3 separate regions of the Homo sapiens genome follow, and regions 1 and 3 are each linked to region 2. The links are chromatin loops, found by intact Hi-C in ENCODE. Cell type or tissue: mammary epithelial cell. All regions are shown on one strand.

Evidence for each region. Peaks named below come from ENCODE experiments on the same cell type or tissue, not always from the same donor. Only the 100,000 strongest peaks of a DNase experiment are listed, where the experiment ranks them.
Region 1: it touches region 2 in a loop (8-fold over the local background); 4 of 110 quality-filtered maps call a loop at or near these places.
Region 3: it touches region 2 in a loop (17-fold over the local background); 19 of 110 quality-filtered maps call a loop at or near these places.

The regions. Positions count from the first base shown.
Region 1 is chr4:112,273,889-112,281,888 of GRCh38, forward strand. It overlaps TIFA (TRAF interacting protein with forkhead associated domain), which reads right to left. Exons shown (of 2, transcript NM_052864.3): 2 at 649-4,546. The coding sequence starts at 4,528. The coding sequence ends at 3,974. Among named protein-coding and RNA genes, the nearest start is that of TIFA, 8.0 kb to the right of the region's middle. RefSeq lists an enhancer at 5,641-5,870. In mammary epithelial cell, no CTCF peak of the experiment used is centred here; DNase peaks (open chromatin) are centred at 3,523 and 4,043; H3K4me3 peaks cover 624 bases; H3K27ac peaks cover 2,869 bases.
Region 2 is chr4:112,520,331-112,528,330 of GRCh38, forward strand. NEUROG2-AS1 (NEUROG2 and ZGRF1 antisense RNA 1) reads left to right here. Exons shown (of 4, transcript NR_161159.1): 2 at 4,849-4,979. Among named protein-coding and RNA genes, the nearest start is that of NEUROG2, 8.2 kb to the left of the region's middle. RefSeq lists enhancers at 904-2,044, 993-1,692 and silencers at 2,844-2,963, 3,614-3,833. In mammary epithelial cell, CTCF peaks have their summits at 2,864 (motif pointing right) and 3,658; a DNase peak (open chromatin) is centred at 3,641; H3K4me3 peaks cover 1,376 bases; H3K27me3 peaks cover 940 bases.
Region 3 is chr4:112,211,660-112,219,659 of GRCh38, forward strand. No RefSeq gene overlaps it. Among named protein-coding and RNA genes, the nearest start is that of AP1AR, 16 kb to the right of the region's middle. RefSeq lists a silencer at 1,574-1,868. In mammary epithelial cell, a CTCF peak has its summit at 3,228 (motif pointing right); a DNase peak (open chromatin) is centred at 2,342; H3K27ac peaks cover 810 bases.

The sequences.
Region 1 (8,000 bases), 250 kb before region 2:
AAAAAAAAAAAGAATGTGTCTAACCTAACTTTGAAGGATTAAAAAACTTTCAAGATGCCGAAAGTGATATTATTATAAAAAGGTACTGTGAACTAAGGGGAAATTTCATTGTCACACCTTATTGTGACTGTCTAATCTCAGAAGTTTTCTGTTTTAAAATGTCACTGTTGAATTAGCTCAGTTGATTGTTCATAGTCAGTTACAGATTGAATTTCTTGTTCTACTCTTTTCCCCCCTTCTGACTACTGCACTTGAGTAGTCTAAAAAAAAAAAAAAAAGTCACTGTCTTGATTTGGGCCTTCAAGCAGTTATTTTACTGTTGCCACTAAGCAGGGCCAAACTGGTTCATCTCTAGTCCCTTGGTAGCCTTCCATCAGCAACAAAATTATGAAACCAGCAACAGAGCTGAACCTAATGCCATCCCAGTTTCTTCACCAGTGCTCCCAGCCCTAAGTTCATTGCTTAAGAGGTAAAGGACAAATAAGTATTTTCATGTAGGTTGAATAGGTTGGATCTGAGGACAACCCATACCAACTAGAAACCTATTAAATTCCACCCACTTGTCGTAGGGCTCATCTTGGTCACCACCTGAAATGGAGACTGATAGTTTCAATCATGGTCCACTTAGTAAAATAATAACAAAGCCTGTTATCTTAATAATATAAGTAATTAATTAAACAAGTGTTAGAGAATTGGAAACATAAAAAGAGCCAGGAGGTAACATAAAACCATCCACCACATATACACACACACAAAGTTAACAGTAGTTCTCTTCTGGTAGTAAGATTATGGCTAATTTTTCTACAAGGCATATATATTTATTTACACATATAAATTTTTTTTTAATGTAAAGCTTAAGTGAACACATACCTGATCCCACCTCCATTAAAACAAATACCACCACTTATGTTAGAGTCTAACAGTAATACTTACTTTTAAGTCAGTTACTGCATTAGATAGTAGGAACAGAATTCTCTAGAAAATGGTTATATGGCCTATGAGATTTAACCACTGGAGTTGCAGGTTCAAGAAGAGACTGCCAAGGATTCTAACACTGGCACCATTAATACACCTCTCTACCTAAGGAGCCCCAGAAAAATCACTTTCCAGGGACAAAGAAGTCCTTAAAGTGTATATGGAAGGTTTCACATCTTAGCTTCAGTACCTTGTATCAAACACCAATATTTTTGTTTGCCCCACCCCCACCCCTGTGACCATTTTTTTGAGAAAATGCTGTATCTATCCACATGATCACTGACCAGAGCAGCCATTATATAATGTGACTGCGTTACCTGAGACAAGTTGATTGGTGAAGGGGTGGGCACCTGACCCAAGCTGACCCGTCCCTGGAACTGAAATCAAGAGATCAGGTCTCTTTGGGGGATCAATAACGTGTAAAACTTGGGAGCTACAGGTGGCCATGGAGCCAATATGCATTGAGGGTCAGAGCCAGAGCATTCGAATCTCACCTGAGGTCTGCTGCATTCCTTCCTCGGTTCTATGAAATATGGTAGCTTTCCTCTAACAACCCCGCTTTGGGGTTGGGTAGCTCAGGCAGAGATGCTAACTTTGTAATCAAAACAATTCTAATACTAACCAATTGCTCTTTCATTATTAAAGCGTTCATTATTATTTACTACCGGAGTTGGGCTATGGAAAGTGTTTCTATTCTTTGGAGAACAATATAAACTTTTAGCAACCCACTCTCTCCTTTGCCAATCTTTGAAGAAAAGAAAATAGAATAAAAAATTTAATATTTCTCAAGTTGAACAAAACCCTTTCCAAGATTTACATTAGGAGAAATCATTATTCTGTACAAGATTTTTCTGGCCCTAAATATTACTTAACACATTGTTTGGATTCAATAACAATAATACATGAATCCCTTAATATTAAATTTATAACTTAGAAACACATTCATCAGCCTCAAAGACAAGAAACAGAGGTGAAAGTCTTCCAAAATAGTCAAAATGTGACAGTATACACACATTAAAGTATATACACTTCACTCATAGAACGCCTTTACCATGAGACTACACACTGTAAGCAATTCAAGCCGGGTGATCTGGCTGTAAACCCACATCAGACCAGAAGCTAAAATCCTAGAAAGAATCAATAGTAGATAACCTTATATTAAAGGGAGTATATTAGTTTTCTATCTGCTGCTATAACAAATTACTGTGATTTAGTGGCTTACGACCAACACAAATTTATCATCATAAAGTTTTGTAGGTTAACAAGTCAAACATATTCTCACTGGACCAAAATCAAGGTGTCCACAAGACTTTGTTCCTTTCTGGATATTTCTTTGTCTTTTCTGGCTTCCAGATGTCCAATGCACACTTTCCAGCTTCAAGAGACTGTCCACATTCCTTGGCTCATGACCTCCCCTTCCTCCCAGCAACAGCAAGTCAAGTCTGTCTCACACCTCATCACGCTGACATCCTGATCTGCCTCTCTTCCACTTTTACGGATCCGGTGATCAATTGGGCACACCCAGATAATCCAGCATAATCTATTTTACTTCCATCTGCAGCCTTCATTCCCCTTTGCCACATAACAACACAGTTACAAGTTCTGGAGACTAGCACATGGACATCTGGACATCTTTGGATGGGCCATTACTCTGGGCATCACAGGGAATAAACAGGAAAACCAGACACAGGAACTCCAACAGTCATTCAGGCCACTTTGTACAGGGACAAATATTTCACTCTACTGGAATAGTCCCAGGGCTGGGGAGTCGGGGTTAGGGTGCTGGACATCACATACTACTGCCCAGGAATAGACTGACAGTCTGAATCAAGATGAGGTTTAAAGCCTCTTTTGGTAAGAGGCTGGAGGGTTCCCAAAAGCATTTTTAAAAGGCTGTTACAAAAATACGGACCTCTTACTACAGGAAATTTCATTTACCTGGAAAATTGTACAGTGAGCCTCACTACCTGGCAATGCTACAATTTAACTTAACTGAATGGTTACCTCATCTACTTAACATTCATAGCTACCTTAGTTAAGATAAGTCGAATAAGTATCTTAAATAAATAAATTTTTATTTAAGAACTGAAAAAGACTTTTTTGAAGTTAATATTTTAGAAATATTTAAGCGTTTATCATAAACATTCACATACATTTATCTCTGTAAAGTGGCCCAAGAACAGTTATTTCCCTTATTTAGAAAAAAATTCAAAGAAAATGGCTAATTAAACTTTGATTTTATTATGTACATGGATACTATTAAAAAGGTGAATTCGTGAAATTTTAAGATTGTGTATAACACATAAAAGTCAAACTTCTAATTTGGTAAGTAAATAATCCTAAACTTAACACAGTGGTTCTTTAAAATGTTTAAATATTTGTCTTAGATGCTGAATATAGACAAAGAGAACTGTCATCTTAGGAGTAAACACACTATAACTCTGTAAAAAGAAATCATAGAAAAGTAAGGTAGTATTTCTCAAATAAGTCCTCCCATGCTAAAACCACAGTGACGCGCAGACACTAGCCTAGAACCTATTCCAGTACTGCAAGTACTGACAGGCTGCAAACACCAGTAACAACCTGCCTGGAGCCTTGACCTTGAAAACAAATGGCTGTTGTGAACTGATGTGACCAAACCAAGAGATGGTTCCTTACAAAAACAAAGCAAAACACAAGATGAAAATCAAGCAGAAAAAGAAAATAATATAACCTTATTTTGAGAACACGACTTCATCTCAAAGGATACTTTTTGTATATTAATCCTCACAGATTAATAAGAGCAGTTAAAATAATTTTGTGTAGATCCAGAATACAACAGGTGACTAAGTTAATGACTAACACAATTTACAGACTTCAAAATGATAATACTGAATTCCAAATTTCACAGCATAACAGATGACTATAATATACTACCCTAATCAACTCTTATTTAGTGTCTATACAGCATCTACAGAGCTCTTCATCCATCATATTTCTCCTCTTAGACTTTCTGTGTTCATGACTCATTTTCATCCATTTCTGTCGGAGAACTGCTTTGGGAGGAGCAGAGCGAATAAGTGCCATACTCCGGTATGGGCCTGTGTGGTGGCCAGTTGTTTTCTTGCAAGAGTGATCTTGGAGATAAAATAAATTGAGTCTCAAAAAATTCCAATGACTCGCCATCTTCCTTCTCCATCAGAAACTGATACTCTCCGAATCTGACCATGCACCTGTATGGCAGGTCCATTTTATTTAGGTAGCCCAGCTCTCTGCTGTCCACGATCAGATTGGTCTTTTTACTCATATTTTTTATTTCAAAGGAGAGAACTGAGCTGTTGAATTTTTTAAACAGCTGCAGAGAAAACTGAACTCGGGAAACCTGTTTGTCCTGAAAAGTATAATGACAGATGTTGGAATTTCGGCCAAATTTCACCACTTCGCTGGAAGGGAGTTTCTCTCTGTTAAAACTTATTGACTGAAATATTCCACACTGCAACTGGCCAGGATGGTAAACCGTCATCTGGAGACAAGTTACTGTCTCTTCTGTGTCAGCATCTTCAAAACTGGTCATGATGTGCACAAGGCCCACCTGCAATAATTAAATTACCATGTTAGTTTCTGCTTATGCTTGAGGCATTGAGAACTTTGATTCTAACGTTTTGATGAACATCATCTGATAGGCAATTTATCTGGACTTTAAGAAAACAGTACATAGACAATACTTTCAGTGAACTAGTAGATATGTGAAATCTTATACCAAGCCCTATAAAATTGCTACACTAGCTTCTCCTATCTTTTTCATTTCTAGTTTGACTATAACACCATACATAAAATGCAGACAATAACAAAGAATGATTTTTGATAATAAAATGATTTGAGGGAAGCATAAAGAAACCTCAGTTCCTCTTTCACCTAAATAGAGTGACTTGAGCCCAGAGAAAATATGACAGGTGTACTTTAAAAAGAAAATTAGGAAATAAAAAATCTCTTTGGTTTGAATACCTTCAGAGGATATATACATAAAGCAAACATAGTTTATTAACTGGATTATAATTAAATATATTATGAATTGTGAAACCTGGTTAAAGAAAAAAACTTAATAGTTATAAACAAACAATTGTAACATTTATCCTTTATATCCTCACTTTGATTTCTAACAGGTAAATGATTAAAAATAGTAAATGCTTTAAATGGTTATTTTATTCTATAATTTCAAATTTTAGACATTACTTTTAAGAATATAAGTCTCCATGAGTTGGTTCTAATTATCACAGCCTGCACTGGTATCAGAATTATTTATTTTTGTCAGTGGTACTCAATGACTGGATGGACAAACTGTCATTAACTACAAATAGCACAGTCCAACTGTTGTTAACCACATCCCTTGAGAGCCGATGGCCCGAGGTGCCCTCCACCTACACTTCACTTCATATATCTTTGGTAATTAGTACAGTACTTAAAAGCAGTATAACAGGACAGGAGAAATAGCTACTAAAATTTTTGTGAAGTTACTTCAACAGAGAATTGCCATTTTAAAACTAATTTTTTAAAAGTACATGTACATGATTTTAAAATTCAAACACTAACAAAGGATTTAAAAAAAAGAGTATTTCTCCCCCACCTGAACTCTTTGTCTTTCTCTCCTAGAGTACAACCACTGTAAAAGCTACTTTTATCCTTAGAGAAATTTTGTTTACATAACCAGCATAACTATATGTGTGCACTCTCACACACACAAACACACATACGAGCACATTTCTCCACAGAGAAAAAAATTTCTTACACAAATAGAAACATGCTATATTTAGTTCTGAACCTTTCTTTGTTCCTCTTTTTTTTTTTTTGAGACAGGTCTCTGTCGCCCAGGCTGGAGTGCAATGGCGCAATCTCAGCTCACTGCAAACTCCACCTCCCGGGTTCAAGCAATTCTCCTGCCTCAACCTCCTGAGTAGCCGGGATTACAGAAACGCACCACCACACCCGGCTAATTTTTGTATTTTTAGTAGAGACGGAGTTTTGCCATGTTAGCCAAGCTGCTCTCAAAACTCCTGAGCTCAGGTGATTCACCCGCCTCGCCCTCCCAAAAGTGCTGGGATTACAGGCGTGAGCCACTATGCCTGACCAATTTTTCAATTAATAATACATATGGGTGATAATTTTCCCATATCTACACTTACAAATATACCTCATTCTTTAACAGCTGCACAGAATTCTGTAACTGTAGCACGGCGAGAAGTTACACCAGTACCCAGAGAGATGCTGAGTGCCGCCTGCATTCCTTGGATGACTCTCCCTTGCTGCAGCTACCGGACACTGTCTGCTTATACTGATTTGGGGTTTGGAGATAATCAGTCTTAAGTGAGATTGATTTGTAGTTTTATTGTTTTTTGTTTGCCATCTATATTAGATGTTGGCATCAAAATTATGCTGGTTTGAAATATAAAAAACAAAAACCAGAAAGAATATTTTCTTTCCCTTTCTATCTTGCTGGCATTTCCTTTTTTTTTTTTTTTTTTTTTTTTGGAGACAGCGTCTTGCTGTCACTGGAGTGCAGTGTGCAGTGGCGTGATCTTGGCTCACTGCAACCTCTGCCTCCCAGGTTCAAGCAATTCTCCTGTCTCAGCCTCCCGAGTAGGTGGGACTACAAGTGTGCGCCACCACTCCCAGCTAATTTTTCATATTTTAGTAGAGACAGGGTTTTACCATGATGCCCAGGCTGCTCTCAAACTCCTGAGCTTAGGCAATCCACCCACCCTCGGTCTCTCAAAGTGCTAGGATTACAGGCATGAGCCACCGTTCCCAGCCCTGCTATTTACTTTTAAAATATAATCTTTCCTTCTGTTTTACAAAGTTTTGCTGCTGGGAATCAAACTCTCAATTTATTCAATTATCCAACAAATGACATAGCTAAGCAATATTTCTTTTCTATTGATTTGAAAATGCATCTTCAATTTTATTTTCATAATATATTTTTGAACATTATTGCATCATATTGCTCTACCCAAGCAGGCCACAGATGTCCAGCTATAAGCAGAAAAACTGAGAAAAATCCTCAAAATCCTGTGCTAGGGGTGGTAAAACTTACTATGAAGCCAAAGTCAGCAAGAATTAACACACAATGGGTAAAACTGGTTAATCCATATTACACTGTGATTTGAAGACACTATAATTATGATAATAAAGTCTCATTATTCAGGAAGCAGACAGCATAAAAGAATAATTATAAGTCATGGGATGATGCATTAGCAGTCGACAAGAAAAGCATTTGCTATTAACAAGAGCCTGAAAAGAAGTGTCAGAAATCTGTAAGTGATCTCCAGCTTTATTTACAATATGCTGCCATCAATTTAGTTCATTCTTGGACTTCAGGCGATAAGAATTCCAAAAGGAGAACTGTATTAAAAACCATGGTGTATTCTGGATCTAAATAGTCTTTTGGTAACATCCAAATTTTGTTTTTGTATGCTTTATATAAGCTATTACTTTATAATTCAGTCTTCTGAGCAAATCAACCACAAGAAAAGCTTACCCCATATAGGTTCTTATACTCAGTCCCCAGGACAGATATATTATCCACTGTTAGAGAGAAAAAATGGCATTCTGGTTTATACATCAGTGGCTATGAGTGTCTTGGGGCAGATCAATTGTCTGGGTTTGATGAATCTCTGGGTTCACAATTGTGACTCCATCCAACAAACACTGAGGCAGACTGCTTTAGTGTCAAATATTTGCTACCCCATCCTTGCAGGCCTGTCCCTACCAGTTCTGCCCCTTTAAAATGATGATCCACTTCATTAACAACCATGTCAATGAAACATGAATGGCAGTGACTTACTTCCAAGCAGAAACTTAAAAGCCACTGTGTAGTTCCACCTTCCCTCTTTCTTTTGTCAAAACATCAGCAGTTCCCACAAGGAGCAGCTCAGTCTGGGTCCCAGAGGGAAGAGCCGAAGACAGATACATAAAGGACAGTTAATATTAGCAAAAAAACCAACCCTTCTTCCAATAAGCCACTGAGATTTTTTAGGTCATTTGTTACTGCA
Region 2 (8,000 bases):
AAGTTTAGGGTAGGTGTTGCTGTGGAGCCATAGGCTACATTCCCTCCACACTTCGACCTCACAAGTTGCGAAAGAGGACAAATGGTCGCCGCGCTAGTCCCTTGCTGTTGCAGGTGACTGTCGGGGGCGCGAAAGAGGGCGCCCTTCCCTGAGAGGACAAAAGCCAAGGTTTGGCTATCCAGCGAGCCTGTCCCCCAATTCACAGTAAACCACCGTCGGCCAAAGGAGATGGCGTGTCTACTCTCTGCTAAAATAACAAGATGAAGTACCTGACAAGGGGGCTTTGTAACCCAAATCCTAATCCTCCGAGTGAGTTCTCAGAAAGATGGAAAGATGGCGGGAAAAAGTTGGTAAATCCTAAACATCTTTTACATCAACGGTCTCTAGTTCTTCGCTGCAGGCTAGAAACGCAGCTTCCAGAGCAGGAGAGCCTGGTATGGAAACAATTAGCTTTCTCCGCAGAGCACCCCTTGCAACGCTAGGATTCGTTATTGATAGTGGTGAGCGCTGGGAATGAGTGTGAATTCGGAGTTTCTGACGGTCCCCTATCCGGGAGCCAAGGAAGCCAAGGAGAAAACAATGTAAATTCGCCCCGATCCCCAGTTACTGCATCCCACATGGTATTCTCGGTCTCCCCCACGTTTTCCCCTTGAATCCTGTCCGGGGAGGATTCGGCTTGAACCTAGCCCTGGAGAGGTCCCGGCCAGGTCACTGAACTGCGCTTCACTGCGCCAGCCCCTCCCCTTCAGTATTTTCATCGCGTCCGAGGAATCGGCATCCACCACAGCAGACAGAAGGCAGGGAAGATCATCCCCCAGGCCCCAAGCCCCACTCTAGAGACCCTGGCCCCAAGCCCGCACGACGTGCTCTGGTGCCTCCAAGCCAAACATTCCGGGATTCGGCTTGACACACAAGGTCAGTCAGCTTGCTAGCGCGGAATCGGCCCCGCAGGTGCTAGGAGGCTCACTTCCTTCTTCGCAGACGCTATACCCTATCCCCACCTGCTCTGGGGAAGGCAAAGCTCCGCAGACTTCTTATCCCTGAGGCAACCCGCTACCCAAATGTCCCTCTTCTTTCCCACGAAGGAAAGAAATTACCGTAGGAGATTTTGCCAATCCATGCCAGCTTTCTGATTGTTTTCTTCAGGTAAGGGGAAAAGAACAGCCAGCGCGTGAATGGAGAGCTGAGGGCCCACTAGGGAGAGAACCTCTTCCCCACCCTTCGGTGCCTGCAAAAAGGGACATTGGCTATCCAGGGGAAAGTGCAAGAAAGAGAGCACTAATCGCTGAACCAGGAGACAAACACGATTACCAGCTCCGAGCCTTGAGTCAGAAAGTCTCATAGACTTTAAGATGTTAATCCCCAGCATAATCCTTCCTTTGGCGTGTAGGAATAGTGCAGCCACAAGAGTTGTTTTGTTATTTATATTGGCGTTTAATAAAACTCAGCCAGTGGTGAATGGGCTGCCCACTCTCCAATGGTAATTAATTCCCTATTTCAGTGACCCAATTGTCCTGGGACAGAGCGGTGGGCCCGTCCCAGTGCCCCGATCCCCCTTTGTGCGGATACACTGCCCTCGTGCTTCAACAGCTATGGAAACTCATTCTTTTGATGTCATTCAAGGAGTTTTCCTTGGGCATCTTCTAAACTTCAAGGACCCTTTTCTTTCTGCGTTTCATGAAAAGCAGTGCGAGCTTGACCACCTCTGTAGAATTTAATGATTTGGTGAAAGGGCCCTTTGGGATTTGTGTAAGGAGTTAGACAGAGAGAAAGGAAATTTGGCAGCCTGCTCCCTCGCAGGGACCGTCCCTAACCTGGAAAACACAGAACTTTGAGAAATGGATAAAGATCTTGAAAGCTGATTTTCCCTCTCCTTTCCCCACTAAGGAAAAAAAAATACCCAAAACAAACAAAACAAAACTTAATTCTCTTCTGGAAATAAATGTATCGTTTATTGTTGCTGATACAAATTAAAAGGGTGATGTTGAGGTAAATAAGTTCGAATCTTTAGCAGAGACTCTTCCTTAATCTGTACCTTTTGGGAAAAGGATATCAGTTTATTACTTTAATTGATTCATTGAATCATTTCTCCTTCCTACATTCAAACTACACTTAATGAACACCCAGTGTATGTCAAACACTGTACTAGGCCCAGGAAACACCGACGCACAAGACGCACATTCCTACCCCCACAGAGCTTACATTCAAAAGGTATTAAAAATCGTTTTAGTGGTCGGGCACGCGGTGGCTCATGCCTGTAATCCCAGCGCGTTGGGAGGCCGAGATCGCTTGAGCTCAGGAGTTTGAGACCAGCCTAGGCAACAGGGCAAATCTGTGTCTCAAAAAAAAAAAAAAAAAAAAAAAATTAGCCAGGCTTGGTGGTACGTGCCTGTAATCCCAGCTACTCGGGAGGCTGAGGTGGGAGAATCACTTGAGCCCGGAAACGGGAGGTTGCAATGAGACGAGATCGCACCACTGCACTCCAGCCTGGGCAATAGAGTGAGACCGTGTCTACAGAAAAAAATTGTTTTATATATCAGAAAAGGATACGTGTATGTAACAATAAAACTGTGTAATGCAATAGTGTTGGGAGACGGGGGTATGGTTTATTTTCAGGGATCTAAAGATATACTTTAGAATCTAAAACATTGGGGGTTGACACTTATTGCTGATTTATCCATTCTTTCTTTCCCCCCGAAGTATTTCTCGAGCGCCTACCGAGTGCCAGGCGCCTAGCGAGGCGCAGCGTTAGCACCAGGCGCGAACCAGACAGCTGTGGCCTGCCTGGTAGAAACGACCCTGCGATAACGCAGTTGCTAGTACAGCTCTCGGCGGAGGAGCCAGGGCCGGGTCTCCAGGCCGGGAGGGGGCGGCCGCGGTGCGCCCGGGCAGCGCTCCCTGCGCAAGTAGTTCTTCTATGTCTTTACACGCACTTCCAAAAAAACTTCGCAAGTCACAGAAACAATTCAGAATTCAACTAAGAAAATACAGAGTGAACCATATGGCCTGGGTGGCTCGAGTCGGCTGCATTTTCCTCCAGACAAAGAAGGGATTGAGGGTTGAAGGAAAGGAGAAAAAAAACCAACTTTCCGGCTGATGAAGCTGTTGTCTGGAGGCAATGATCCCAAATCTGAAGGCTTTATTCCGGCTCCGACGGAGACGTGATATGTCATATGATTAGCATCTTTCATATTTACAAGAGTGGTATGGGCTGCCAATCTTGAGAGAAAGGCGAGAGAAAGAAGGGGGCATATGCTGAAATGGATTTAGCATTTGAAAGAGAGAAAGGAGATCGGATAAATACACTTAAACGAGGATTTAGTTTTACTCCTGTTGAGTTCTAATAGATTGTTGATTGAGATTTTAGGGGCCTGGAACCGAGGTGTCAGCAGTAATTTAAAGAAGGTATTCAGTCCGCCAGCGTCTCTTTTCTCCGTTTCCCCCTTCCACCCCTCCCACCCCTCCCTCATTTACGCCTTCAAGCAGTATGGGGGCGGAGAAGACTTTTAAAACAAAACACAAAACAAGATCTTTTGCGAGAGCGGTGTCCGAGGGAGCCGGAGCGCTGACAGGTGTGCAGGAGGCGCCCCCTACAGCCTGCTGCCCCTCTCGGGGTTACACTCCCTTCCTGCCGCACCTGAGCGTTTTCAGGACGCGCTCTGGTCCTGGAGGGCCGGGCCCGCCCGAGGGCAGCCGATTCACGGCGGGCGCGCTGCGAAGTCGGGGCGCCCCCTGGTGGGGCACGGAGGTCGAGGGGGTATCCTGAGAGCACCGCGGGGCTTCGGGGCCGCGGGGGAGCTCCCAAGACAGCCGGCCACCGGGGGACAGTGGATTTGGGGTCTCCTCGAGGTCGGTCCGGGGACGCCCTCTGGGAAGCTTCACCTGCGGCTCAGGTTACAAACGCACAGTGCCCAGCCACGTCCTCACCTGCAGTTTCAAAAGCCGAAAGAAACAAACACAAAACACCTCCCCTAGGGTTCTGATAGTTGCCAAGTTTAAGAACAACCGGATTTAAGCCCCACGGGTTTCGTTTTCTTTTGTTTTGAGGATTTAGCAAATCAGCTAGAAGTGACGCCAAGACCCAATAGGCTGGGGAAAAGGACTTGGTCTCCAGGCTCAAAAGGACTCAGATGCACTGAGTGGGTACAGACTTTGTGTATTATATCATGTCTGTACAGATGTTTTCTTTACGCACCCAGAGCCACGTTCAGATTCATTCTCCAGACTGCTTGTCGTTCCCCCAGTACATTTTAATTATCATCCGAATTGGTATTTGATGTTCATTTTTAGCTAGATGTCCCGAGTGTAAAACGTTGGGCGGGGACAGAGAGGCGTTCAGCATCATTTGCCTTAGGCCTTAGTTCATGGGTCCAGACACCCAAACTTCTATTTCCGCTCGCCATTTTCATCTGTTTCCCACTTGACTTTACTTGTCCTTAACTTCGTCAACAAATTACTGTGCTTTCCCAAGGATCTAAGGTAACTTAAGGACTTACCATTTTACCACTTTACCTGTTAATTGGAACGAATTTAAGTTGCCCACATTTATCAACAGTAGAGACTAATAATACATTATACAATAGTTTACTACAAAATTTTGGTAGTAAATGTATTTACATATAATTGCTACAATAACAAAATGTCATGCAGACATTAAAATTATATTTCTGATGGATATTTAATTTTTTAATCTCATAATGTTTAGTATGACCCCAGTTTATAGATATTTGTATCTAAATGATTGGACAGACATATAAGCTCATACATCCTAGAGTGAAAAATATATTCATAGTGGTTTTTTTTCCATTGAGTAGTGGTAAGTTAAGTTTTTATCTCTGTGTTTTCTAGGTAAATACTGGAACATTCATAATCAGAAGTTGTTATTTTTTAAAATGCCAGCCTTCTGGAGAATGCCTTTTCTTTTGTAGTCTCTGTCAAACATTGGAAGGAAATTTCAGTTCAGAGATGTCTGAAGTGGGGTAAGTTATATCGTAGAACTCATCCACAGTTAAAATTAAGGCCCCAGGAGTTGAGCCATTTGCACTGACATGGGATACTGTAATTTTAAGACAAACGTTTAAAACTCATTCTTGAACTATCAATGGAAACACTGTTGTAGAGAAGAGGAACATACATTGCAATTTCAGTATTCTTGTTAAATCAAAATTCCTGGGGCTGGACAGAGAAAGGAAAGCTCCTCAATGCTGGATCACATAACTTTTCAGAGAGATGAGACCTCATCATAGGGTTCTGGTGGATTTCTAAAGAAATACTTGATTTTTTTTGTTTGTTTGTTTTTGTTTTTTGAGACAGGGTCTTGCTCTGTCACCCAGGCTGGAGTGCAGTGGCATCATCCCACTCAATGCAACTTCCTCCTTCCAGGTTCAAGCGATTCTCCCACCTCAGCCTCCAGAGTAGCTGTAACTACAGACAGCACCACCACACCCTGCTAATTTTTGTATTTTTAGTAGAGACGGGGTTTCACCATGTTGTCCAGGCTGGACTCGAACTCTTGGGCTCAAGTGATCTGTCTGCTTCAGCTTCCCAAAGTGCTGGGATTACAGGCATGATCCTCTGTGCCCAGCCAGATTAAAAAAAAAAAAAAAAAGTCTCAAAGTAATACATTCCTTTATTTAATAACACTTGCCAGCGGGAAATTCTTTGTGTCTAATCTTTCTTAAATGTGTTTCTTCTTGACCTGCCCTCAGCCATAATTAAAAACTTTCCTTTTTCATTTTGTGCTTGGAAATATAGCATCTATGGCTACTGTTTTAAAAATAATCAGGATTCAGAAAATACTTGATTCTGAGTTTTGCTTTCCTATGTTGTTAGGCTTTTGGCTTTCTCTGTGACAGAAGCCATCTTTATCCTGAAGGACACAACTGTGGGTTTCTATTTAACTGCATTTTTATAGCACCAGTCACCACGCTGAAACTATGTTGTATTATTGTTGGGTGCATGAGACAGCAGGACTGAGAATAAGAGAAAGGAAAGGATTTGCAAGAGGATAATGGCATTCTTCTCAGCAAATTCTCTTTTTCTCCAGGGTTTTTATTTTTGAGGATTTGAGGCTTCATTTTCTCTTGAAGGAAGAAAAAGATTAATCTCACAATACAATAATGTACAGAAAAATCAAGATACCTTTCTAAGGCTATATGGTAAAAGTCTACTAAGAAATTTTGTAAAAACAAAATAGACTAGAAATAAAAAATAAAACTCTATGTCAATATTAACCGAAACCCAAACCCTATTAATATCCTAAGTAGAAGACAGCTTTCACCTTGTTTTGTTTCTTTTTCAAATTTCCCAGCTGGGGAGATTCTAATATGCCACTAAAAGGTGGAGAAAATTATAATTTTATTATCTGCATGAATTTGGTGAGTTCTTTCTTTCTTTATTTGAGACAGGGTCTCGCTTCTGTCATACAGGCTGGAGTGCAATGGCATGATCACGGCTCACTCACTGCAGCCTCGACTTCCCTGGCTCAGGTGATCCTCTCACCTTAGCCTCTTGAGTAGCTGGGACTACAGGAGTGTGCCACCATGCCCAGCTAATTTTTGTATTTTTTGCAGAGACGGGGTCTTGCCATGCTGTCCAAGCTGGTCTCAAACTCGTGAGCTCAAGAGATCTGTCCACCTCAGCCTCCCAAAGTGTTGGGATTACAGGCATGAGCCATCACACCCGGCCTAGTCTTATTCTTATACTTCAAATAATTTGAGTTACATTGGATTTGAGACCAACAATATTCTCAGAAAACAAATGATCAGAGGTTTAAGGAAATTGTATTAGGTTTCAGCGTGTTGTTTCTTAAGATAAATTTCTGGCCACCCAAAAAGTCACATGGTATTTTGATTTCTTCTCTGAGTCTTCCTTTGGCTCTCAGTGTCTTATAAAATTGGCATCAAGAATGTTGTGTTTCCAGCTGGGCATAGTGGCTCATGCCTACAATCTTAGCACTTTGGGAGGCAGAAGCAGGAAGATTAATTGAATCCAAGAGTTCCTGGATGCACTGAACCAGATGGTGCAACTGCACTATGGCCTGAGCAACACAGAGGGACTGTTTCTGAAAAAGGAGTAGTGCCTCATTGAAATAAAAGCCTTTTCCGGCCGGGTGCAGTGGCTCACACCTGTAATCCCAGCACTTTGGGAGGCTGAGGCAGGTGGATCACTTGAGGTCAGGAGTTTGAGACCTGCCTGGCCAACATGGTGAAACCCCATCTCTACTGAAAATACAAAAATTAGCTGGACGTAGTGGCTCTTGCCTGTAATCCCAGCTACTCGGGGGGCTGAGGCAGGAGGATCTCTTGAACCTGGAAGGTGGCCAGGTTGCAGTGAGCCAAGATCATGCCACTGCACTCCAGCTGGGTGGCAGAGTGAGACTCCATCTCAAAAATAAATTAAAAGCCTTTTCCTTCCCTCTCATCCCAAAAATTCAAAGTGCTTTTTTCTCCCTAATAAAATAGAGGTGAAATAAACCACATAGAATTTTTAAAGTAATAATAAGAAACATATGGATACAGCCTCCTAAGAATTCAGTAGTAATCTCTTGGTTCCAAGTATTTGGCCAAGAAAGAATATCTAGATAGTTATTTCAGTCACAACTTGCTGGCATTGGAATTTCTCTTTAATTTGATATTTAAGAAGATACGTATCTGCAGAACACAAAGTGATTTTTCTTTACTCGCCCAGGTAATTTAATCAGTGTGGAGAACCAAGTTAAAAGTTAGGTCAAGATAGCATTCATAGAGATGAAGACCATCACTTTTTCCTCCTCCTCCTTATTGGACAGTGTATAGTCTATGGCTATGGCAAGGCTGTGTCAGTGCTCTTGACAAGAGTGTTCTTGACAAAGTTATCCTCTAAAGGAATGATTTCTTTTGCAGTTTTTTCTCTACTTAGTCTTTCTCCATATTTTTAGGTTGCATTGGGTGACCAAAGGATTCAGTGTTTTTCTGGAGCACTTTTTTAGATGTTTATTTGCAGCTTATACCTTTTGAAAA
Region 3 (8,000 bases), 310 kb before region 2:
ATGGGAATCCTTTTTTAATGTTGGGCATATACAGCAGTTATTAAATTTCTATGTTTTATTGGTAGATTTCAATGAAAACATCTAAATTCTCTGGGGTTTTCTCTGTAATTATTTGGTTGTTAATATAGTATAATAAGAGGACAATAAAATCACTGAATGGGGCTGAACCCCTCATTTCTCTTTTCTTCCCCTACACACATGGCATATTCATGTAATTTCATTTTAAGGTGTTAATTAAGGCTGGCATGGTGGCTCACGCCTATAATCCCAGCACTTTGGGAGGTTGAGGCGGGAGGATCGCTTGAGTGCAGGAGTTCAAGATCAGCCTGGGCAAAATAGTGAGAGCCCTACAACAAATAAAAAATGTAAATTAGCCAGGCATGGTGGCAAAAGTCTGTGGTCCCAGCTACCTGGGAGGCTGAAGTCGGAGGATCACTTGAGCCTGGGAGGTTGAGGCTGCAGTGAGCCATAATTGTACCACTGCACTCCAGCCTGGATAACAGAGCAAGACCCTGTATCGAAACAAAGAAAAAAGTTGTTAATTAAAATATTTTTGTTTAGCATTCAATAGGAAATTGTTGCTGAAACACCAGGTATTCTGTCTAGGTCCTGCTGCTCACAGCTCATAAAGCCAATCACTGAGACAACAATTATTGCCAAGGAAGAAGGCTTTAACCAGGTGCTACAGCTGAGGAGATGGGAGATCAATCTCAAATCCATCTCTGACTAACTAAAATTAGGCGTTTATATAGCAGGAAAGAAATGTAACAATGTATAAGAAAACAGCAACTAGGGAGGGGTAAGGAAGTGATCATAATGAATGAAGGGACTGCCATCTCATTGTCTGGATGCAGTGATCTTGTGAGTTTCAGTTCTTTGACACATTTTTTAAGAGGACTTCTGGAGGAAGAAGCCCAGATAAAATAAATGTAAGTTTCAAGCTTTAAGACCAGAACAGTTAATTTCTATGTTTATGAAAAAAACAATCTATGGCAGCAGTCTCCAACATTTTTAGCACCAGGGACTGGTTTCGTGGAAGACAATTTTTCCACAGACAGTGAGGGCCATGGTTGTGGGATGAAACTGTTCCACCTCAGATCATCAGGCATTAGATTCTCATAAGAAGCATGCAACCTAGATCCCTGGCATCCACAGTTCACAATAGGGTTCACACTCCTAAGAGGATCTAATGCTGCTACTGATCTGACAGGGGATGGAGCTCAGGTGGTAATGCTCACTCGTAGCTCACCTCCTGCTTTGCAGCCCGGTTCCCAACAGGCCATGGATGGGGGCTGGGGACCCCTGGTCTATGGGACTATTGGGTCAGTTTCAAAATGTTTATGCCAATAAAATAGACTTTTCTTATAACCTTGAATTAGTTATCTGCTGCTACATAGCAAATTACCCCAAATCATAGTGACTAAAAATAAAAATTTTATTATCTCAGTTTCTGTGAATCTGGAATTTAAGAGCCACTTAGCTGGGTGGCTCTGGCTCAGGAGCTCTCATGAAGTTGCTAGAGCTGCAGGCATTCACAGCCTTGATTGAAACTGGAGGATCCATTTCTACAAAGGCTCACGTGCATGGCTATTGGCAGTAGGCCTCAGTTCCTCATTGCACATAGAGCTGTTTCATGTATCCTCCCAACTTGTCACCTGGCTCCCGCCCCACCCCCAGGCCAGTGATCTGAAAGAGAGAGCAAGGAGCAGGCCACAAAGCATTCTATGATCTCATCTTGGAAGCTGCACATTATCACTTCCACCATACTCAATTCATTAGAAGTGAGTCCCTAAGTGCAGCCCATACTCAGAGAGAGAGGAATCAGTCTCCACCTTTAGAAGGGAGGAATGGCAAAGAATTTGTGGATGTATTTTAAAATCTCTACAAATCCCTTTAAAATAAGTTGATTCGTATGAGTATACTTTATGCTTTAAAAATAAGCCTAATATATGTATTAATTTGCCTCTGAATCTTACTTTACTAATTTTGAAAGTTATATGATCGGATTGTAATTCTTTTGTTTCAAAATTTTTTCTCCATTTCATATATTATTACTCTCTGTGAGAAAAAGTCAAAGACTAACAAGAAAAGTACTGTGATAAAGATTACTAATTCTCATCACATATCCATGTGCTTGTGTATATTTCACTGCCTTCCTTTGGGGACTTATGACAATTTTTGGCCAATAAAATGTAAGTGGTAGTAATGAATGTCACATAAATGATAAAAGAGTTAAGAACTAAGTTGCCTTTTTTTATCCCTCTTTTTCCTTGCAATGGCAACCTTGAACAACACATGTTCTAGCTGGTACAGCTACAAGAAGAAAGAGGGTGTCCTAATAGTGGATTGTGTTGTGAATGAAAAGTAAATGTTTATTATTTTAAGCCACTAAAATGCGGAAATCAACTTTTTAGTCAGCATACCGTACCGAGGGGTGACTAACACATATTGCTTCATTTTAAATGTAGCAATACAAATGTAAAAGTACAGTTCTCTTAGGTCTTGAACAAATTTTTAATTGGAAATTAAGCTATTTCCACTTAAAAACAAGTAATAGAAACTAATACTAGAATATTTAAATCCAGTCAGTGCAGCCTCATGCAGGTAGCTGTGATCTAACTGTAGACCAAAAGAAAAATAGCCTTGAGTAAAAAAACAACTTTAAGAAAGAATTGATAGAGCTTTAATTTCAGAAAAACCCAGAGATTAAGAGAAATGATAAAAGAAGTTTATGACCTTATAGTGAATCCATTCTAAAGTGATACTTCTGAAAGCTGAATGTAAGACTTAAAAAAAACTATGAAAGCAAGAAAAAAAGAATCAAATAAGCATATTCCTAATGTTTGGAGGCTAAAATCTAAGATAATGTTTTATGTGTGACAAAGCCTAGGGCCATTAACATACTAAGTGTGAAAACTGAAACTAAAACTAAATCCCTAAATTAATCACTGTATTTTAGACATCTTGTCATATGTGTCTTTGGTGGAGTAGAAGGTAGACTGAATGAAGGAGGTGAGGAGAATGATGTTCTTCCAAAGAAAAAGTGAAAGAATTGGGAATTAAGAAAAGGAGAGGCAGGAAAGATTCATAAATTGGCAGGAGAAAGAGGGAGCAAGATTATTTTAAATAAAGAAAAATAAGTAGTGATAATGAATTCCATTCATTCAAAAAGAAAAAAAAGGCCCAGTGCATTTATTTCATTTTTTTACCTGCAGGTGGCAGCTCTTCCTAAATATGTCATGGAAATGTCCATGAGTATTTCTGCATTGTCTTCCTGTAGGCAATCCTCAGAACTGAATCCCAGCTCTCAAAATAAACACAAAAACAAACAAAACCACCAAAAAAACAAAAGACAAAAACTATATTGCCATTACTTCTCAGTATAGCACTAAAAAAGAAAATTCTTTAAACAGCTTTAATTCCCCCCCAAAAATGTAAAACAAATGCCTCCAGGGAGTATAATAGAAACAAAATAACAAGTATATGACTATTTCTTCCAATATAGTAATTGTCAGTTACTTCCTGAACTTCTTGGGGTTGTGTCTTGTTTTACTTTGTTTGTTTTGTAAGTTTTTAATTGTCTGAACACATTGGCCAAATTACAAAAGGCCAGAATTACACTAATTATATTAAAAAAATTAAATACACAGGAAGACCACTGTGTATTTTTTCAAGGATACATATATGTCCAAATAAGTATTAGGAGAGCATATTGTAAAGGCATATGTTACATGCATTAATTCTAGTGTCTGGAGGAGAGGGAATGGGATTAGAAATAGAAGATGAAAGGAGAAAAATAATGAAGTTGATTTAGAGTTATCCCAAGTATTTCATGGTTTTTGTTTCTTTTGTAAATAGTATTTTTAAATTTTCTATTTTAAACTGCTTACTGTTAGTACATAGATAAATATAATTGATTTTTGTATATTTACCTTATATCCTAAAATGTCGCTACATTCACTCTCACTGGCTTCTTTTCCTTTATGTAATCCCAGTGTTCCTCAGCTGCAGATCCACTGTTAGCATCTACCATGTATAAGGTGCACAGCACATGCCAAGCACTATGGCAGATACTTTATATATCTTCCCTTCACACCACATGGCCTCTCTTCCATTTCCACATATTCTCTTATTGACTTCATCTGCTGCTCTGCCCTGACTTCCAACTCTAGTGTCTGTAGGCCTCACCTTTACCCACAGTGTAGTTTCACATTTCCAGTAGATTTCTGGACTTTGTCGTATTGTTTCTCATTGACCCCTCAGACTTGATATGTCTGAAATGGAAAGCATACTATTGTGCCATTCCAGCTTCCATCTTATATTCTATCAGAAAATATGTGCTAAAAAGTTACCACAGAAAATATTGTAGTATATTTCAAGTCACTCTATACACTGAAAAAAAAATCCATATACCTCAAACCCTATAAATTTGTATGCTTTATGATGTGACATTCCTTACCTCTGTCATTTGACCATGCTAAAGGGAAAGAAAAAAGTTGTCACCTTTTGACAAAGCAGCTAAAGAATCATCACAAAATATAATAAGTACCCACAATAAGTTGAACACATAATTCCTAAAAATAATGAACTCCTCAGAATTTAGAGAGAAAGAGATTAATAAAAGTCACTTTCTGAGTTAACTTTTCAAATGGTACTGATAATATTAGCGTGTTCTCCAAATTCCATCAAAAAGACCATGCTGCTCCTTAATTTTATCAAAGAGAGTAAATATAATGATAACTTTAGGAATAGTTTATTATTTATATTTATTATTGTCTACAACAGTGCCATTCTACAATAACTGAAGAATAATGATAAATATGGGGTGTAAAATGTGAGAACCAAAGAGCAATGATTTGTCAATATTTATCTACTTTATCTATAGCAGAAGGTATTGTGATTAACCAATTCAGGCTCTCTGGTCAGACTAATTATGTCCCTATATTAAGAAGCTATCCTAGTTAAATGACAACTGTTCACAGCCTCAACTCAGCCCATTTGCTCTTCATACCTACCACACAACTCTTTGGTATACCAACAGGCCTTTCTTATTGGGAAAAATTGTGCTCAAAAGTCAACTCCTGGGAGACGGATAAATTGAATTCCTGTGCCTCTGAATCTAGCACACACCTGAACCTTTAACCAGAAGTGACTGATCTGTCTATGACACAGCTCCTCCCTACGGCTGAACAAGTGGAATCTAGTTTCTTGCTCCCCAACACACTTTATAGTCAGCTTTACTTATATAAGCTTTTGCTTGGTATGACCTAACGAAGTTTCCAATTTTTATTATAGGCCTGGAATTTCACTCTTCAAACAGTAAATTCATTTGCTTTAGCTTAAAATACTTGAATAGATTTTTTTTTTAAAAACTATACATGTCTTATCAAAATACTTGAAGGAATTTGGGAAGGGAAAAATCCATCATTTTGTTACTTTAATACAGCTATTATTATTTTTTGTTCTCCTTTCTGGCCAAATTGCCTTATAAAAAAATGACAACAGTTGACAACTCAGCAATGTGTGTACACAGTGGTAAACTTTTTCTGTAAAAGGGCAGATTGTAAATATTTTGGGCTTTGCAAGTCATACAGTTTCTAAAGCAACTTCTCAACTCTGCTCTTGTAGCACAGAAGCAGACATAGACATTAAGAAAATGAATAACCGTTGCTTTGGTCCAATATAATTATTTGGGAATGATAAAATTTTAATTTCATATAATTTTCACGCAGCACAAAACATTATTTTTCTTTTGTTTTTTCTTTTTTTCTCCAGCATTTGAAAGTGTAAAAACCAGTCTTAGCTTGTGTGCCATCCAAATGTGGACAGTAGGCTTGATACTCATGAACACAGAGTTGACCAGCCCTATTTAAAAATAGACCATTTCTCTAGTTTTGACCTATGTCCTGAGCTCTATAGACAAATTTTCAGCTTTTTCCTGTTTATCGTGATACGAATATTCCAACAGCATGTTAAACAAAAGACGTTTAAAACCTAACTCAGAACTTACCTGAAATTCCCTATTTCTGTTGATCCACAGCTGAAATTTAGAAATCATCTAGACAGGTTCAGCAACCCCTGTGAAGTTCTGTCCTGTTTCAAATATGTCTTCACTTTCAAATTCCCATACCCAGCATCTGAATTAATGCCTTCATTTTTCTCTTCTACATTGTTGCTATGGCACTGTAATTGGTTTCCCCTACTCCAATATATCCAACATACTGCTCTCAGAAAAGCCTCCTAAAGTGCTGCTCTAATTATGTCACTACACAATTTTACAACTTTCTCTAAATCTATTGCTTACAAAATGTAATGTAAGTTCTTCCAACTGGCAGTCAAGGCCATCCAAAACATTATCCCAAATATCTTTCTAGTCTTGCCTCCCACTAACTCTCATTCAATGATGTGTTTTGTTTGTTTAGAGACAGGCTCTTTCTCAGTTGCCCAGGCTGGAGTGCAATGGCATGATCATAGCTCACTATAGCCCTGAACTCCTGGTCTCAAGTGATTCTCCTGGTCTCAAGTGATTCTCCTGCTTTGGTCTCCCAAAGCACGGGATTACAGGCATAAGTCACTATGCCTGGCCCTCAACAAATGTGAATAGCACCTATTAGGCACTGTGCTGGATACTCAGGTACAAGATTGAGCAAAAACAACATGACTTCTGCCTTCGTGGAGTTTATAGTCTAGTTGTGGGTAAAGGCATGAGTCAAATAATCACATAAAAGATACAATAATAAAACTGGCATGCAACAATAACATGGAATAATCTTTTCAAAGAATTGAAATAATTTTAAATCTAGAATTTTACATAAAACTAAACTATTATATCGGTGTGTGACTGAACCAGAAACTCTCAGTCACACAAGGCATCAGAACATTCATCACATAAAGATCTTGTCTGAAACTATATTTGGAAAAAGTACTCCAACAACAAGAAAAATATTTCCAAAGGCTTTGAGCTCTACAGGAAATAAAATTTTGATAGGCTTTGTTGTGGTGATATTTTCACAAATGTATACATATTACTGAAACACCAGGGGTTTGGTCTAGGTCTTACTGCTCACTGCACAAAAGCCAATCACTGAGACAAGTGTTGCCAAGGAAGAAGGCTTTAATTGGGTGTTGCACCTGAGGAGATGGGGGCTCAGTCTCAAATCCATCTCCCTGAGTAACTAAAACCAGGGGTTTATATTAGCAGGGAAGAAATGTAACAATATGTAAGAAAACAACAACTAGGACGGGCCAATCATGGTGAGTGAGGGGGTCCTGCATCTGCTGCCGTGATCTGATGAGTTTCAGTTCTTTGGTGCCTTTTTGAGAGGCCTGAATGTTGTTTCCTGAGGAAAGAACTCAGATAAAACAAATATGAGTTTCAAGCTTTAAGAACAAAATGGTCAATTTCTATGTTTATCCAAAAGAACAGTCTATGGGACTATTGGTTCAGTTTCATACATATTTGAAAGCTTATAAAAGTGTCCACTTTAAATATGAGCAGCTTATTGTATGTCAATTATTCCCTAGTAAAATGTGTAAAAATCTGATAAAAATTTAAAAATATATATGTACAGCTTAAAGTAAAAGAATACAGTGAACACCTGTGTAGTCAATATCTAGGTTAAGAAAAGCAATTACATAAATCAATGTAAAATTATGACTGTGACTGGTGCTATGAGAAAAGGTGGGAAAGAGCCTAGAATAAAGGTTTTTGACTTCAGGAAGTTAGAGGAGCCTTCCCTGAAAAAGTGATGCCTGATCCTAAAACTGATAATTGACTCAAAATCTTAAAAGTCAACACTTAGATAGTAATGCTACCTGCCAGGTACTGTTTTACATGTTTTACACATAGTAACCCATTTAATCCTCACAACATTGCTTCATGTTGATTCCTTTATTATCCCCACTTTACAGATGAGGAAATTAAAGAACTGAATAGTTAAGTAGTTTGCCTGAGGTCACACAGCCAGTAAGTAGTGGTAGCATTCCCTGGGAAATGAGAC